Regions from separate parts of the Mus musculus genome. Here region 2 is linked to region 1. Evidence: chromatin loops called from intact Hi-C (ENCODE). Cell type or tissue: left cerebral cortex. All regions are shown on one strand.

Region 1 (8,000 bases):
TTTGAAGACTTGGAAAATAAGACCTCTTTTTGAGGTAAGAGGCCTTTATTATCTATGCTAGAAATTAAGTGCAGAAAGCTATGCTTATGCTACAGTTAAACCTGGACATGACAAAGCAACCGCTAAAGCATCACCAAGCAGACATGGTGAGAACAAATGCAGTAAAAGCATCTAAACTAGATACTAATCAACACAGCTTGGAATTTCTCATCTTCAAATGTTGGCTTCATCTTCAAATTTTTTATATAAATTATGTGGCACTATTCTGTTCCTCAAGCTATAATGCTTACATCTATAAAAAGTTTATTTCAGATATTGACAAAAACCCATTGTCCCCTTTTTTCCTATGTATGTAGCCCAAGCTGGCCTTGAACTGTGTAACCCAGACCAGAACTGACCTCGACGCAGTCCTGCCTCACGTACCTGAGCACTAGGATTACAGCTATAAAGCACCATGCCTGCTTCCCCTTTTCCCTGTGTGCTTATATTTTATGAGTAAGAGCAAAGGCAAGGGATCAAGTCAAGTCCCCGTCCCTTTGAATACTCTTTTGTGCTTGTATCCTACTATTAAAATGAGCTCAAGTGCAAGTAAGAAGACAAAGTAGACGCGTTTGAACCGTCGTTTGTACACTGAAAACAACGCAGGAAGGAAAATACCTTGCTAACTGAAAAACGAAGAAGCTATAAGAATTGGTAATGGTACATTTTAATCTTTTGTTAAAGCTCCAAAATTATAATAAATTCTAACCAAATTGAGGTAGTGACAGACTAATGTATTCCATGTGTCTCTGAAGTCTCTCACGTTTTACCTACATGTCCCCTCCTTCCCCAATTATATTAACATAATTCAATGTAAAATGTGCTGTGAAAGAAAAATTGAGATTATTCAAATAGTACTTAAAAGTCGTAATTACCAGCTTAAAAAAACTTATAAAATGTACACAATAATTCAATTTTCTTCTTGCTAGTCATAAATATGTTTTCCTCTAAATGTAGGGAATTTTAAAAAGGAGGATAACGATATTATATGATGCAAAGATGAATTAGTTCTGTAACAAAGCCGTCTGGAACATAACCAGTAGGGAATGACCATTGAGTCTGGTGTTGCCTCACTGAAGGTTGATATATGGGCTTTGTTTCATATTACATTTTTTTGGACAGTTCCTAGCTTCCTTTCAGAGTTAGTGAAGTAAAATCTATTTCCATTTTAAGTCACATACAAGTGCTATGTGATCAGAAGGATGAGAAACACTAGGTAAGGCCTGGTGGGTGGTAACTTCTTCATGACTAGGTAATGGAATCACCTGTTCAACCTCTAAAGTATTTAAGTCAATGAAAATGTAATCTAGACATCCGTGAAAGCCACCGACATAATTTGTGTAGGCAGGTTCACCACAAGCACTCTTCAGTTTGAAACAGTGTGAGAGAGGCATGCTGCATCTCTCCTCTTCCCCATTGGAAGCCCAGTCTTCATGATCCTCTGCAATGCTGCCACTGATGACAAAATGATACATGCCTGTTGATGGTGTACTATTAAAGTCTCCACAAAATATAACTGGTATGCCAGGATAGAGATCACGTGAGACATGTCTAATATGAACCAAGGCTACTTCCATTTGAATGAGACGAATGTATCCACCTACAAACAAACAAACAAACAAACAAACAAAATTAGTGCTAAGTATTTTTTAAAGCACCTCCCACCCTGAGAGCACATTGCACCCACAAATCATGGTACCTGAATTACATTCAACACACACACCTTACTTTTGATTTTTTGATAAGAGTTTTGAAATCCACGTTGGCCTAGAACTTGAAATCCTCCTGCCACAGCATCCTCAGAGCTGATTACATGTGTGTACCACAACCCGAGCCCTATCAAACTCTTATCTTGAATGTCACTCAGATTCTACAGGCTATTATTTCACCTTTATATTTAGCCTGTGTGTGTGTGTGTGTGTGTGTGTGTGTGTGTGTGTGTGTGTGCGTACAGCTTTAATAACATTGAGTCTCAATGTTTAAGTCATTGTAAAGCTAAAGAAAACCTACCTTTTGGGTGCCAGTAGAGATGGGTATTAGCAACACATATCTTTTTGGAAGAGTCTGTTGTAGACTGAAGAACTGAAATCTGTAATAGGAAACATCAATGTTCAGTTGGTGTCTGCCGATCTCCTGAAAGTATTTTTGGTTTTGGTGTTGGTTGTTTGAGGCAGTTTCTCACTGTATACTCCTGGCTGTCCTAGAACTCACTATGTAAACTAGCCTGGCCTTGGAACTCATAAAAGTCATCTGCCTCTTCCTCCAAAGTTCTGGGATTAAAGCAGGTGCCATAATACCTGACTCTCAGGCTGAGCTATTTCATTCCACAATCTCTTGAAAACTAAGACACCAAGTTTTAAATCTGACACTACAAGTTTTAAGGTATGTAACATGAGTAAATATAACATTTTAGTAACCATCCAATATACACCATTATGAAAAAATACATTGTAGTTGATAAATTTAAGATTGAACTGTTTCTGCCAGGCAGTGGTGGCGCACACCTTTGATCTCAGCACTTGGGAGGCAGAGGCAGGTGGATTTCTGAGTTCGAGGCCAGCCTGGTCTACCGAGTGACCCTGTCTCGAAAAACCAAAAAAAAAGAAAAAAAAAAGATTAAACTGTTTTCAAGTGTGAAAGCACTTACTTGTCCTGGAGTCAGATCTGTTTGAACAGTCTAGCATTTACAGCACTGTGCCTCGGAGTAAGGTAAAGAAACCATATCACCTCCCTCATAGATGTGTGTATTCAATTAAATGAACTTACATAAGAGTGCACAGAACACAGTGGTGCTTGAAAATGGGTAGACATTCCTTTACTCAGAACAAAACCCATTACATAAAAAACTCTGAAAATGCCCTTAAAGACGATGAGCTTAGTAGCACACAACTTTAATCCCAGCACTTAAGAGGCAGGTGACTCTCAGTGGTTCATGCTAGACTGGCCTACATATCCAGTTCAGGACATCCACCGATACACAGTGAGACCTCATCTCAAAAATATCAACAAAATTCAACAAAGGAAACAAAATAAAATAAAACAAAACACAAACCCACAGATTAAAGCTACGTTCACACCCTGAACAATAATGCTAACATTGTCAAGTGGCTATGAATCCTGGCTTCATACTTCTTTCTATCTATCTATCTATCTATCTATCTATTTAATATATGTGAGTACACTGTTGCTGTCTTCAGACACACCAGAAGAGGGCATCAGATCCCATTCTATCTATCTATCTATCTATCTATCTATCTATTTATTTAATATATGTGAGTACACTGTTGCTGTCTTCAGACACACCAGAAGAGGGCATCAGATCCCATTACAGATGGTTGTGAGCCACCATGTGGTTGCTGGGAATTGAACTCAGGACCTCTGGAAGAGCAGTGAGTGCTCTTAACCACTGAGCCATCTCTCCAGCCCTTCATACTTCTTTCAACTAGCATAAGGACATTAGGAACATTTTCTCATTTATTAAAAAAGGATAGTATCTGTAAAAACAGATAAGCCAATTACTTTTTCTTACACACTAGTTAACAATAGAGACGAAACATCTTAAAACAGGAGGGACTTAGACTTGGGAGTGCTTTAAAGTGCTCTTAAAACGGTACGTGACAAGTTACTATGTCTACCTGGATTGTAAACACTAAGGAATGTCTCTATTCATCTTGTTGAAGGCAACCTGCGGCAGGATAGGCACACTAGGAGAGGTTAAAATGTGCTGAATTAAGGAACAGGCTACACTTTCAAGATGCTGGAGCAAAAACACTTTAAAGAAATGCGTATTTCCAATGACGAGTACTAATACCCAACCCCCTATACTCCGGCAACCCCTAATCCTGGGCGAGTATGAAGAAAACAAGCAGAGCTACTTGACCTGAAGGACAGATGACCTCTGGAGGACCTTCTCCTGTGCTAATGGGTTCAAAGCCAGCTTCTCTAGTAATTCTTTGTGCAGTGGGTCCGACTTGAGGGCTTCTTGAAAAGAGATGTCATGTTGACTAAGGAGCCTGAACTTGGACTTCCGGTAGAAAGTGGCCAGGCCTTCGTGCTGCTTGATTCGGAACACGCCCTCCAGCCCGAAGGCCTCCAGGGCCGGTACCAAGCTGTCGGAGAACACCGCGCGGTCCACCTCCTGCAAACAGATGAGGTCTGCGTTGTAGCCTGTGAGCTCCTTCTGTATGAGATTCTGGCGGTAGTCAAGCTCCAGGGCGTAGGGGGCACAGTACGGGTACAAGACCGTCCGAGAGAACTCAGTCTGGGCGTACGTGTCTGCCAGGATGTTGTAGGAGACAGTGCGGATGAAAGAGTCCTCCGTCACCTTCTTGGTGTACAGATGTCGATGGTCAAAAGTGCAGGTGCCAGGCCCGGCCTCCACCGGGCACAGGCTTTCTAGCTCCCGGCTTGGCCCGAAGCGCTGCCCATTGCCCGGTGTACAGTGAAGCCGGAGCCGGAGCCCGATGTCTGCATTGCACGGGGTGTAGACGCGCTCGTCCACACCGGTCTCGATCCAAGCTGAAGGCTGCGAAGAGTGAGACGAGGACGCGGGGCCGCTGTCCCCAGGTTCTGCCGCCCCGGGTTTGACTTCCTTGTACCAGCGGAACACGGAGCTGGCGGGATCCCCAAATTCCACGCCGAGTTTGGGGCACACAGGGAAGCCAGCCATGATGTAGCGCGGCAACTGCAGCTCCGTGAAGGTGGGCGGGTTGCGCTCCACCTTGTACTTGACGTCGCCGATCTGCAGCACCGCTCCGTCCTGCCAGGCGTCCACATTGAGCACATCCTCGGCCACCGCCTCCTCCCGGTAGTACAGCTTCACCACCGGCTCGCAGGTCGCAACCGGCTCAGGCCCTGTAGCCTCACAGGCCGCGCCACCGCTCGAGTGGGCTCGGTTCTTCCTGCTCTTCTTGGCGGCCGCTACCTTTGCGTGTCCCTTGAGGGCGTTGGTAGCGATCCGGCTGAGGGCCCGGCCCAGAGGCTCGCTCTGGTCCCTCTGCATGTTTTTGTGGCTGCCGTCGGCCAACGCGAAAGACAGGCTGAGCTTGGGCTCCGAGGGCACACAGCGCACCACCGCGCGCTCCATGGCGCGCACCGCCTCGTGAGTCCCTGCCTCGGCCCGGCTGCGCCGCTCCACCACCGACCGGACCCCACGAAGCGCGCTGCGGCCCGGGAGCCTCCACATGAACCTGGCAGCCGACGAGATCAGAGATCCAGAGTCGCCCGCTGTCAAGTCCACCGGGAGGAGCGGCCGTGGCCGGGTACAAGACCCATTCAGACCGTGGACTTCCGGTCGGCGGCAAGCAGAAGCCGGGGTGTGAGCATCAAGCGCGCGGTGTTCCCGACTCGCACTTTCGCCAAGGCCACTTGCCAGCTCCTTCTTGTCTTGACCGCCGGTCTCGAGTTTCGAGCGCCTTGGTGTTTTTATTCAACATGGGTAAAAGGCGAAGAGTGAAGGAAATATAAGAGTGCCCGAGGGAGCTACCAGAACCCGAAGTTTTGTTGAAAGTGTAGGCTGAGGGCGGGAACAATAGGCTTACGGAACCGGAAGTGACTGGGCGGTGCCTCCGGGAAACACTAGGCTTTCTGTCATTTCCAGTTGCTCCGGTTATGGCTGTGTGTAGGCGCCGGCCTCCTCCCCAGGATTGCAACGTCCGCTCTGCACAGTTGGCGGACCTGTTCCCTGGTCTTTCGAGGTGTGGCGGGTCGAGTGAAGCTAAGCACGACAAGTGTGGAGCTTGTGGTAGCTAAGGAGCTCCGAGCCGCCCGCCGGCTTCTTCCACCAGCTTGTGAGCTCTGAGGATACAAAACACAAGATGCATAATGTACTTGAGCCTCGCGCTTTTGTTGTTGTTAGGTTTTGAGGTAGGTTTCCTATCCGCCTTGGAACCCAGGAAGACTGAGTCAAAGCTACACAGCATAGTAAATGATAGAAAAAGTACAGACATGTTTTCGAAAGCTGTTAGTGGTTTAAGTAGTAAAGAGCTTGGAAGACCTTGTCTTTGTAGGGTTGAAAGGTTTAGCAAATAAAATTATAGGACTCAGGTAAAACTTTAAGAACTCTTTAAACGAAGACGCTAAACCCCTCCCCATTTTACTTAATTTGAAGATTAAATTTCGCCGAGAGTTTTATTTCTTAATACGAATGATCTTGGTTTATTTGTAGACCAAAACGAAGTCCTATCTGACTGGAACAGGGAGCCCCGGGAGTACTAGTCTGTAAGAAAGACCCTTCAACTCTACTGAACTCAGATTGTCAGGCCTGGCAGCAACTTTACCCATTGAGCCATTTCGCCAGCCCAGACCTTTTGTTTGCACGGTCTTTTATTTTTCAAGAAGTATTCTGACAATGTCAAATCTCGTGGAAAGCTTGTTTTTAATCCACAAGCTTGAAAGTAATAAGCAAATGCCTTTTTGTTGTTTTTGGTTTTCGAAGCAGGATTTACTTTGTGTATTCCTGAGATCTGCCTGTCTCTGCCTCCTGAGTGCTGGGATTAAAGGCATACACCACCATGCCCAGCTGTAAATGCCACTACTGAAGCTATACTTTTATTAAATTGACTTATAGCCCCATTTGTAATTATATAATTGAAACTTGAGAGATTAAGCAATAGTATGATTTTGATAATACATATTGGAGGGAAAGGACTAGGAACACTTTTATTTTTAATATCAAGAAACACAAACTGGCTGGAGAGATGGCTCAGTGATTAAAAGCACTTGACTGCTCTCCTGAGTTCAATTCTCAGCAACCACAGGGTGGCTCACAACCATTTGTAGTGAGTTCTGATGCCCTCTTTTGGTATATCTGAAGTCAGCAACAGTGTACTCATACAGATAAAATAAAATTTTTTAAAAAAGAAGAAGAAACACAAACTAAGGGTACAGTTCAGTGATAAGAGTACTTGGCTAGCAATTGTGAGGATTTAAGAAGGCCTTAGAGAAAGAAAGTCTGCAAATAGCATAGTTGGTATAGTGTTTGCCATGCAAGAATGAGGATTTAAGTTTGATCCTTAGAACCCAGATGAAAATGCTAGGCAGAATGGTATGTGCTTCTATTCCCAGCTCTGCGATTACAGGTGGAGCCTTGGGGTTCTGGGCCAGACAACCTAGCCTAAATACAAGCTCCAAGTCAATGAGAGAACCTGTCTCAAAAAACCAGGGTGGTTTTTCCTAAGTAAAGACACTGGAAATTGACATCTCACCTTTACACATGAGCATATGTGTGCATGTTCAACTCCCCAAAACACACAACACATGTGTCAATATAGACACATGATTTTCTTTTAAGTTTCAAATTAAAAGGAAAACTACAAAACTAAGCTAGGCGTGGTGGCACATGTGTTCTAGACCAGCCTGGACTATGTAGTGCTACCTCCAATCAATACGAAAGAAACATACCTATAAGAATCATGTCTACCAAGCCGGGCGTAGTGGCGCACACCTTGAATCCCAGCACTCGGGAGGCAGAGGCAGGCGAATTTATGAGTTCAAGGCCAGCCTGGCCTACAGAGTGAGTTCCAGGACAGCCAGGGCTACACAAAGAAACTCTGTCTCGAAAAACAAAAACAAACAAACAATCATGCCTACCTATGTATCATGTATAAATCTTCCAGTACTCATGTGAAGTCTGGTTTACTCTGATTACTTTCATTACAGTAGATGATATTGGCTGTAAACACTGTTTGCTTAGATACTATTTATACTTAGGGTCAAAATGAAACTGTAGTTTTGGGTGATAGTATTCAGAAGTTTTGAATAGTACTTTGTTGCGGCCGCCAGCAGCTCGCAACATGAACAGTTCGACTGATATGGCTACTGGAGCTGTAAGAGAGGAATCTAGACGGGGCGAAAGAAGAAACGGAGCTAAGACAAATTCATTCTGATCAAAGCTCAAATTTTATTGTCGCGACACTAGTTATGAAGGAAGGGGGAGGAGACCCGATTCCCGCCAAATAATC
Region 2 (8,000 bases), 250 kb after region 1:
TACAAAAATACTGTATAAAAATCATGGACTTTATTATACATTTAAAAAATCCAACGACATATTTCTCGAAGCCTTGTCTGCAAATACCTATTTTGACAAATGAGAAAGTAAGTCCTCTGCTCCACAAGCCACACCATGATCACAAACCCAATTCTAAAGAGGGATACTGAATGTTTAATTGTACACTGCACAATTGGTTAATATCAGTGAAATAAAAGTTAATCAATTTACTTACATTACAAAACCACAAAACATACAAAGCAGTCTTACACATAAATTATCACTTAGTCCCCAGTATTCACGTAACTGAAGCTGGTTACTCACAAGTATAGCCAGAGACTCATTAAAAGTTCAGTATGGACAGTAGTCTCTCCTTGCTGCCTTTGACTTGGGAGACAGAGGCAAGCGGGTATGTGATCTAGGCCAACCTGGTCTAGAGTTCCAGAGCTCCCAGGACTACACAGAAAAACCCTATCTCAGAAAGAATGAGTCATCTTTCATGTCTCAGCTCACCAGTGACACACCACATCAGAAGGAGTACCATTCAATTCTGGAGCGAAACAGGGTTAACTGGATAGCAGAAATGCAAAAAGACCAAATGGAGCATCCAAGATTCAAAGTTAATACGAAAATCCCTCAGGGACCATCATCTCCTCCTGCACTTGTAATGCACTCTCCTCTTCAGAAGATGACTGTAAAGAAACAGCAGAAGTGGAAAATCCCTCCTTGTATTTCCAAGTGGAAGAACTCTAAGGGGTATACCATTCCATTAGATAAATGGCTAGCTGCTGATGGAAGAGGACTTCAGATGGTCCATATAAGTGAAAAATTTGCCAAACTGGCTGAAACACTATACATTGCTGATCAGAAGGCTTGAGCAGCAGTGGAAATGCAAGCCCAAGTAGAAAGTAAGATGACTCAAAAAGAAAAGAAGCATGAAGAGAAACTTAGAGCAGTGGCCCAGGAAGCCAGAGACAGGAATGCTGGGCTCACAACCCATGTGGAAAGAGAGGATGGAGAGGCCCGTGAAAGGGATGAAATCCATCATGACAGATGAAAAGAGGCAGGCAGCATGACCGGATCCTTTCCAGGGCAGCTCCTGATAAGAGGTGGAAACCACAGAGAAATGAGAATCAAACGGTGAAGCCACTGCTCTAGGTGTGCCTAATCCTTCAACTTCCATTTAGTCTTAATAAGCTTATGCTATTAAGAATAATATTCCTGGAAAAGAAATACATAGGAATTAGCCCGATGGAGATTTTTAAAGTACTTTAAAAATACTTAGAAGTATTTTGATTAACATTAGTATTTTATGCTATTGAGGCTTATTAACAAAGTTTTAAATAATTTTTCCTTTAAAGTCCATTTCATCTTATCATTAAAAAAGTTCAGTATGGTTCTAGTTTAAAATCTTTATGTTATTAATGTAGAATGACAATTTCAAAGAGAAATAAACTTGCTAAAAATAAAATTAAAAGTTTGCTTGCCATATACAATGGTGTGTTTAAATACTTAAAAGTATGATCTAAATGCTCAGACTGTTATTAGAAGCAAATATTTCCTTTCATTCGTGTGTCAGAAGACTCTGCTTTAAGGGTCTGCCAGCACTGTCAGTTCAAACTGTGAAGAGTGCAGCTCCTGTAGTTACTTGTGTGTTCACTGCACAAAACCATGCTACCTACAATGTTATGCACATCTTACGATCCTTTTCTCAAAAATAACGGCAACATCCTCATCCCAACACTGTGGAGCTTGGAACACTTTTGAAATTGAACACCAATCAATCATTAAGTAATGGAAAAAAACAAGATTAGCTATAGGTAACAGAATGCAGAGTATAATTAGGTAGGCTAAATTTCATTTTTTAAAAAGCAACTTTGTTAATTTCTAAAAAGCTGGGAGACATGTAGCCAGGCAGTGGCCCTCACTCATGCTTGGTGTCCATCTCATTTCCTGATCAAAGCCACTTTAATGAGAAATAGGTACCAGTCCTCAGCAGGGGCCAGGATCCCTCAGGGGAGAGGGCAGAAGATGCCTGGGATCCAGCCCACACTACAGAGGCTAGGCAGAAGGAAGGAGGCAGCCACCTACTAGCACCCCAGCCCTGCAGGGTCATCTCAGCACCCAGGCCTCTCCCCGTGGCTGGGGCAGCCCTCCCCCCCCTCCCCCCAGGTGCATCTGCCCTCAGTTCTTTCTGTGTGATCTATTTTTTAAGAAGAGTTTGTGTTATTTTTTCATAATGGCTGTAGCAGCAGCTGCTGGTTTTGTTTTAGGTGGATGGGGCTGGGAGGGCCATTTCTTCGCTCTGCTTCAGTTGAACATCTAGGACGTATTAAAACAGTGAAGCTTTTCCAGGGCATTTTGAATATGGAAGAGAATCTGAGCAGACGCCCGCAGGACTAAGACTGAAGAGGCAAGGTCTACTTGCCTTGGCTCAGTGACCGTGACAGGAATGAACCCAAACTCAGAACAAGAAAATCAATTCTGTGCCTCCCCCAAAATAAAAAAGTTGTGGGAGATCTTGGCGGATAGTATAACAGAATGACATCTGTACTAACATTTAGGAAGAAGCTGACAGGAGCCTTCTTCAAGCAGAGAGCTGACTACAGCTGATGTGCAGAATTGCATACAGTTTAATAGTGATACAAGTTAAATCACTGAAACGGACTGATCCACTCAGAATGCGTCCTAGGCACTGGAACACATTTTGGTCTGACCCATGGACATGAACACAACTGGGGGAGTTCCTATGAAACATGACTTAAAAAGAATTAGAAAATTCTTACCTCTGGCCTAAATTTTTATCCAAATATCACTATTTTGTTACCATGCAAAGCACCAACCAAATAAAAGTGCCTCCTGATGACTACTCTTACTATAAAACACAGTTCATCTGAAGCAAGCATGACGTCTTCCATCAAGAAAAGATTCATGAAACTGAAAACCTGGGGTGGGGGTGTGGCTCTGTGGTAGTTTAGTAACTGATCACTGCGAAAATCAACAAACAAAAACAAAATAAAATCAATAGCAACAACAACAACAAAACAAGAAGCCTTACCAATATCAAAAAAAGTTTTAAAAGCAAGACTTGTCACCACTAATCACGGTCTAACCACAGCAGTTCACAGTTTTAACAGAGGAAACACTACTTACTATGAAGGCATTCCCTTTAGTAAGCCCAAAACAGACTTTTAGCCAAATGCACTCCATAAATTGATAATTATTAACTGTATGTTTGGGTAACAGAAGACTTTGAAGAGTAGTAAATAACCATTAGTCTCATTTGGCAAATGGAGAAAAAGAATATGATCCTATATATATCGTTATCTTGTTCCTACAGAAAACAGTGTACTTACAGAGTGTGAAACGGAGCTATAAGCTGAAAACTAAAACTTCTAATTCAGAACAAAGAGAAACTACTTGTGAAATTAGTGGTTAACCTTTTGAAAATCTCTAAATGTATGACTATGTAAAATACTAATCAATATATTTAACCTGTATACATATGTGTGTGTATATATACACACACACACACACACACCTTTTCATGTAGAATGAATGAAAATAAAATCTGTAAACACAGTTTAAAGTCCTAGTAAAGAAAGTTTTGACAGAATCACCCTCAGTACACGCTAACTCTGTCCTGCACTATATGAGGTGTTCAGTTCCTTTTCAGTCTTTCATGGAATTAGACCTTTTACTCATTTGAAAAGTAAAAGTATTTACAATTATTAGTGCAAATTATTCTACACTCAAATTAGTTATTTGCCTTTATGGATAAAAAGTGGCAATTCAATACATTATCAAAATGTGGGATTATGAAAATACTGGGGTTATCAGTCTGAAATTCAAAAGATTGTTTTCTAAACTAAACTGCACATTTTTATTTAAGCAATAAACATAATTGTTATAGAACATCTTTTGAAATGTCACTCATTGTCATTTAAAAATTATTTCACAATACAGAAAATACAATGTATCAGTCTACAACACTCCCTTTACATGTCAATTCTAATATAAAATGTTTGAACAACAACAATCTCAATAAATTCTGAAGTCTTACTCTCTAACCTTTCCTGTTCTGCAGCAATAAGTAAAGTCCCAACCTGAGAACTGAGAAGATGGTAACAAAATACCAAGTGCCACACAAACACCAACAGACACTTGAGGTCTCCCACTGCCATGATCTAGTACATCAGAGAAATGGAGCAAGCCACAAAACATCCTGAAGTCAACAGCACCACCTGCCCCGTCCTTGTGATTTTGTGCAAATTCTATTGCACACTCAATATTGTTACAACACTTGCACACTTATAGAATTCTCCACATAAAGGATGTTAAGCTCACTCAATTGAGCCCTCCCTCACTACCAATAAAACATTCCTAATGAAAGGGAGAGTATACACAGGAATGTCAGAATCCAAGAATAAATCATTCCTTATGGAGACAGCCAATTACAGTGCAAGATAAAATGTTCACAATTTAAAGGAAAAATATCTTGAAGACCTGTAATTCCTCAGCAATCTACTACAGAAAAGTAAGCAGGTCTTGTTTAGGAAAGCAGAGTTGGATGACAATGCATAGTATTTTATTTTTACGGGGAAATGTTCGCTATAACCGGTTATCAAGTTCAGTCTTTTTAAATGAAGCTGAAGCACACTACTGTAAAGCTTATCTCTTCCATGATCTTCAGCATGGATACGCTGTGCCACATCCCAGGGAAATGAGAACTCAAAAAGCAGCAACAAGTTTATGCTTCCGACTCTCTTTTTTTCCCTTCTTCTCCCAAATCACTCTCCTCTGATTGGCTACTGCTAAGAACAAGCTGGCCCTCACTACCAGCCTGGTTTGGTCTACTGGAGGCAGCTATCAACCGACTCTGTTCTTCCAAGTCCTGGTGGAAAGATAAAGAAAGAAACTAAATTTAACTGTCAGCAGTCAGATAAAAAACTATGCAGTTTCCGATGGAGCTCTACTATACATGAGAGCTGTTCCAATCTTGTCACATGCACTCATTCTGATAACCTAATGAAAAGAAAGGCTAGATGCAACAAATGAAAACACCAGCATGAATTTTGGCACCATTTGAATAATCCCAAAAAGCAAACATGCAAAAAAAATAATTAAGAAAGAGCAAAGCCCCCCTCCTTTTGTGGCTAATAACTGAGTTCTGACTGTCTTCTCTCATACACCACTCTGCACCCACTATACACTCTTCAGGTCTTCTCTACTCCTGCCCTGTTTATCTTGCTAAATCAAGTGTCACTTCCCCTCTCCTAAGCTGCCCTTCTTTCTGTGCTGTCTTTGCCATTTTCTCTTCTCAGCCCTGTACCCAGCTCACTTCCAGTTCCTGTGTTCTCTTCACATCCATGTTCCCCAGTTACCTTCTCTCTTCTTTCTTACCATCGATGCCACGCCCTTGAATGACTCTTTCATAGGTTTGATCCTTAGGACCAAAACCTCCTTTAAAAGTGTGTTATACATTTGGTCTCTAATACTTTGTATAATCTCATAATCACAGTTCTATGTCATGTGAGTATTTTATATTTTAGACTTTTTACAGGTTTATGTATCTACATCTCATAATACATATATTAAATTTATCTCTAATAAGCATAAAAAAAAAGTGTGTTATAGAAGAATGGAGGAAGGCCTGAGTGACTGCACTGTTGACATGAGCACAGCCTTGTCAAAGACTACAGTGTCTCAAGCCCACAGGAAGTAACAAAGCCTTCCTCTGGTCTGTGTGCAGATGTTCAGAGTGCAAAAACTAGCAAGCACAGCGTCCTCTTCCTTCCTCCTACTACAGGAATGACACTAACCTGAAACTGTTCTCTACAGACACCTACACAGAGACTACCTATCCCACACCTCCAATGCTGTGCACATAAGAAAATCTGAGTTTGGGGGTTGTTGTGTAGTAGTTGGCTCTACTCCATCAGAAAGAGAACCTATCCCAGCTTTTCTGGGAATGTGTCTGTCTTTTCTTCAGTATCCATTCTTTCTTCATTTCCTGTCACCCCAGTCAGGTTTCCAGAACCAACTTGTGCTGAACACTGTGAGCATGCACGTTTATAGGTCTGTATGTATACATATGCATGTGTATGTGTATACATATATGAATATCACACTCTTGCCAATACCCAAAATAACGATTTCTCCTTCCCACAGTCAATGTGGCTTTCAACAATACAACTATGTCTACTTAAAATCTCTCAAAAGAATTTTTGCAGAGAGACCCCTACTTGGTATATGAAAATTCTGGTTTGTTGCTTTAAGAGCAAGTGATACGTCACAGCAGCTTCCACACAATTCGGATGCCAGCTCTTTCTTGCTATGCAATGAATCAACAAGCAGAAATGGACTTCCATTTGGAAGTTAATCTCAAAGTCACAGTGCTCAATCAGTCCTCATCAATTCCACGTAAAGGACTACATACCTTCTCAATCTGTTTCTGTTTGCTGAGCTCTTTCTGCTGTTTCTCTTTTACTCTCTCTATTTCTTTTTGTTTTTCTGATGCCCTACGATCCTAAAAAGGGGAAGGGTAAATAAAACAGATATGTTAAATAGGAAGTAACTTTAAATTTTACATTATTTCTATTAATATGAGCTTTGTAACTTTTCAGTACATTTACATTAGGCATACAAATAGTTTTCATTCTACAACACACACTAGTCCAGAGTCTTTTCTTTTTTATTTGGTTGGGACTTCTTTGCTTTTTTAGAGACAGGGTTTCTCTGTGTATCTCTGGCTGTCCTGGAACTCACTCTGTAGACCAGGCTGGCCTTGAACTCAGAGATCCACCTGTTTCTGCCTCTCAAGTGCTAGGCCTGGCTCCAGATTCCCAATGCTATACAAGAAACAGCACCTACCATTGATCTTGTTTAGCATATAACTTTATTTACTGCTAGTATGAAAGAGCTTTTATTACACTGCTTTAGCTTAGACAGCCTTGGAAATTAAGTGGCTCTGATTCTTACCAGTTCAGCATGCAAAGCTATCTGTTTTGCCAGTCCAACAGAATCACAAATCTAAAAGGAAAAAAAAAGTAAAACCTTTATATTAAACTAGAGAGTTTTATACTACACTAAAAATTTCAAATACCCAAATGGATGACAGAACTAGTTTCATAATAATATAATATACTTCTTCAAATAAGAATTAATTTAATTATTTCAACCCCAAAGAATCTCAGCGTGTTCCTTCAGAATTGATGACCTTGTACTGCTGGCTTTTCTTTCCACCATGTGTCCATGCTACTTCTCGTTATATCAGATCACCATAAAGCTACTGGTCAAAATGCAGACAAGTAACTGTAGCATGCCCAGGCCCAAGTGATACAACTGATGTATCTACAGCACAATCCCTACACATTTAAGGCTAAGGAAAAATCATATAAGAGAGTTGACCCTCTTTCTGCAGGACCCCCAAACCATAATGGTCCTGCAACATAATAACCCACAGGCTAAGACTTGGGTGACTCTGAGCCTGGACCCCAGGGAACGCTTGCACAAGCAATGCCTAAGTGCACTTAACATAGCCACCCACATCTCCCAAGTCAGCCTACATAATGATCACCCCTCCCTACTGCAATCTCCCTCACCCCCATGACTTTCCCTCAAGCCCTACCACCACTCAGGAGCCTTTCCCAGAGTTGCTTCTCTGGTGTTATCCTGGAAGCCTTAATCCTGAGGCCCTCAAGGCTGCTGAGGCTGGGGCGGGGTGGGGATTCACCCAGTCCCTATTACCCTACATCTCCAACTGGGAACATCATGGAGGTCTGAGTGCTGATGGCCAGTGTCCCTCCCCACTTTGTTCCTGACAACAAAGACCATCAACCCCCAGAGGACAAGGTCCTTCTACAAACTAGGTACCTAGCCACCAGGACCTTCCTCTGACAGAGGATACTAAGCTCATTAGAACCCTCAATGGAAGGAACAGCTGGGAAAAGGGAAAGTATAACCCCATTAGTGAATAAAGATTTGTGAGTGGTTTTAAG

The links. Peaks named below come from ENCODE experiments on the same cell type or tissue, not always from the same donor. Only the 100,000 strongest peaks of a DNase experiment are listed, where the experiment ranks them.
Region 2: it touches region 1 in a loop (2.8-fold over the local background); 3 of 42 quality-filtered maps call a loop at or near these places.

What each region holds. Positions count from the first base shown.
Region 1 is chr14:26,664,329-26,672,328 of GRCm38, forward strand. Pde12 (phosphodiesterase 12) reads right to left here and starts at 5,518. Exons shown (of 3, transcript NM_178668.3): 1 at 3,920-5,518; 2 at 2,050-2,128; 3 at 1-1,639. The coding sequence starts at 5,224. The coding sequence ends at 1,197. Mir7672 (microRNA 7672) reads right to left here and starts at 5,280; the gene lies at 5,219-5,280. In left cerebral cortex, CTCF peaks have their summits at 3,322 (motif pointing right), 4,906, 5,107 and 6,797 (motif pointing left); DNase peaks (open chromatin) are centred at 2,805, 4,241, 4,797, 5,391 and 1 more place; H3K4me3 peaks cover 3,776 bases; H3K27ac peaks cover 1,614 bases.
Region 2 is chr14:26,918,978-26,926,977 of GRCm38, forward strand. It overlaps Appl1 (adaptor protein, phosphotyrosine interaction, PH domain and leucine zipper containing 1), which reads right to left. Exons shown (of 22, transcript NM_145221.2): 20 at 6,982-7,032; 21 at 6,440-6,529; 22 at 11-4,894. The coding sequence ends at 4,751. It also overlaps the pseudogene Gm41115. Among named protein-coding and RNA genes, the nearest start is that of Asb14, 28 kb to the left of the region's middle. In left cerebral cortex, no CTCF peak of the experiment used is centred here; no DNase peak of the experiment used is centred here.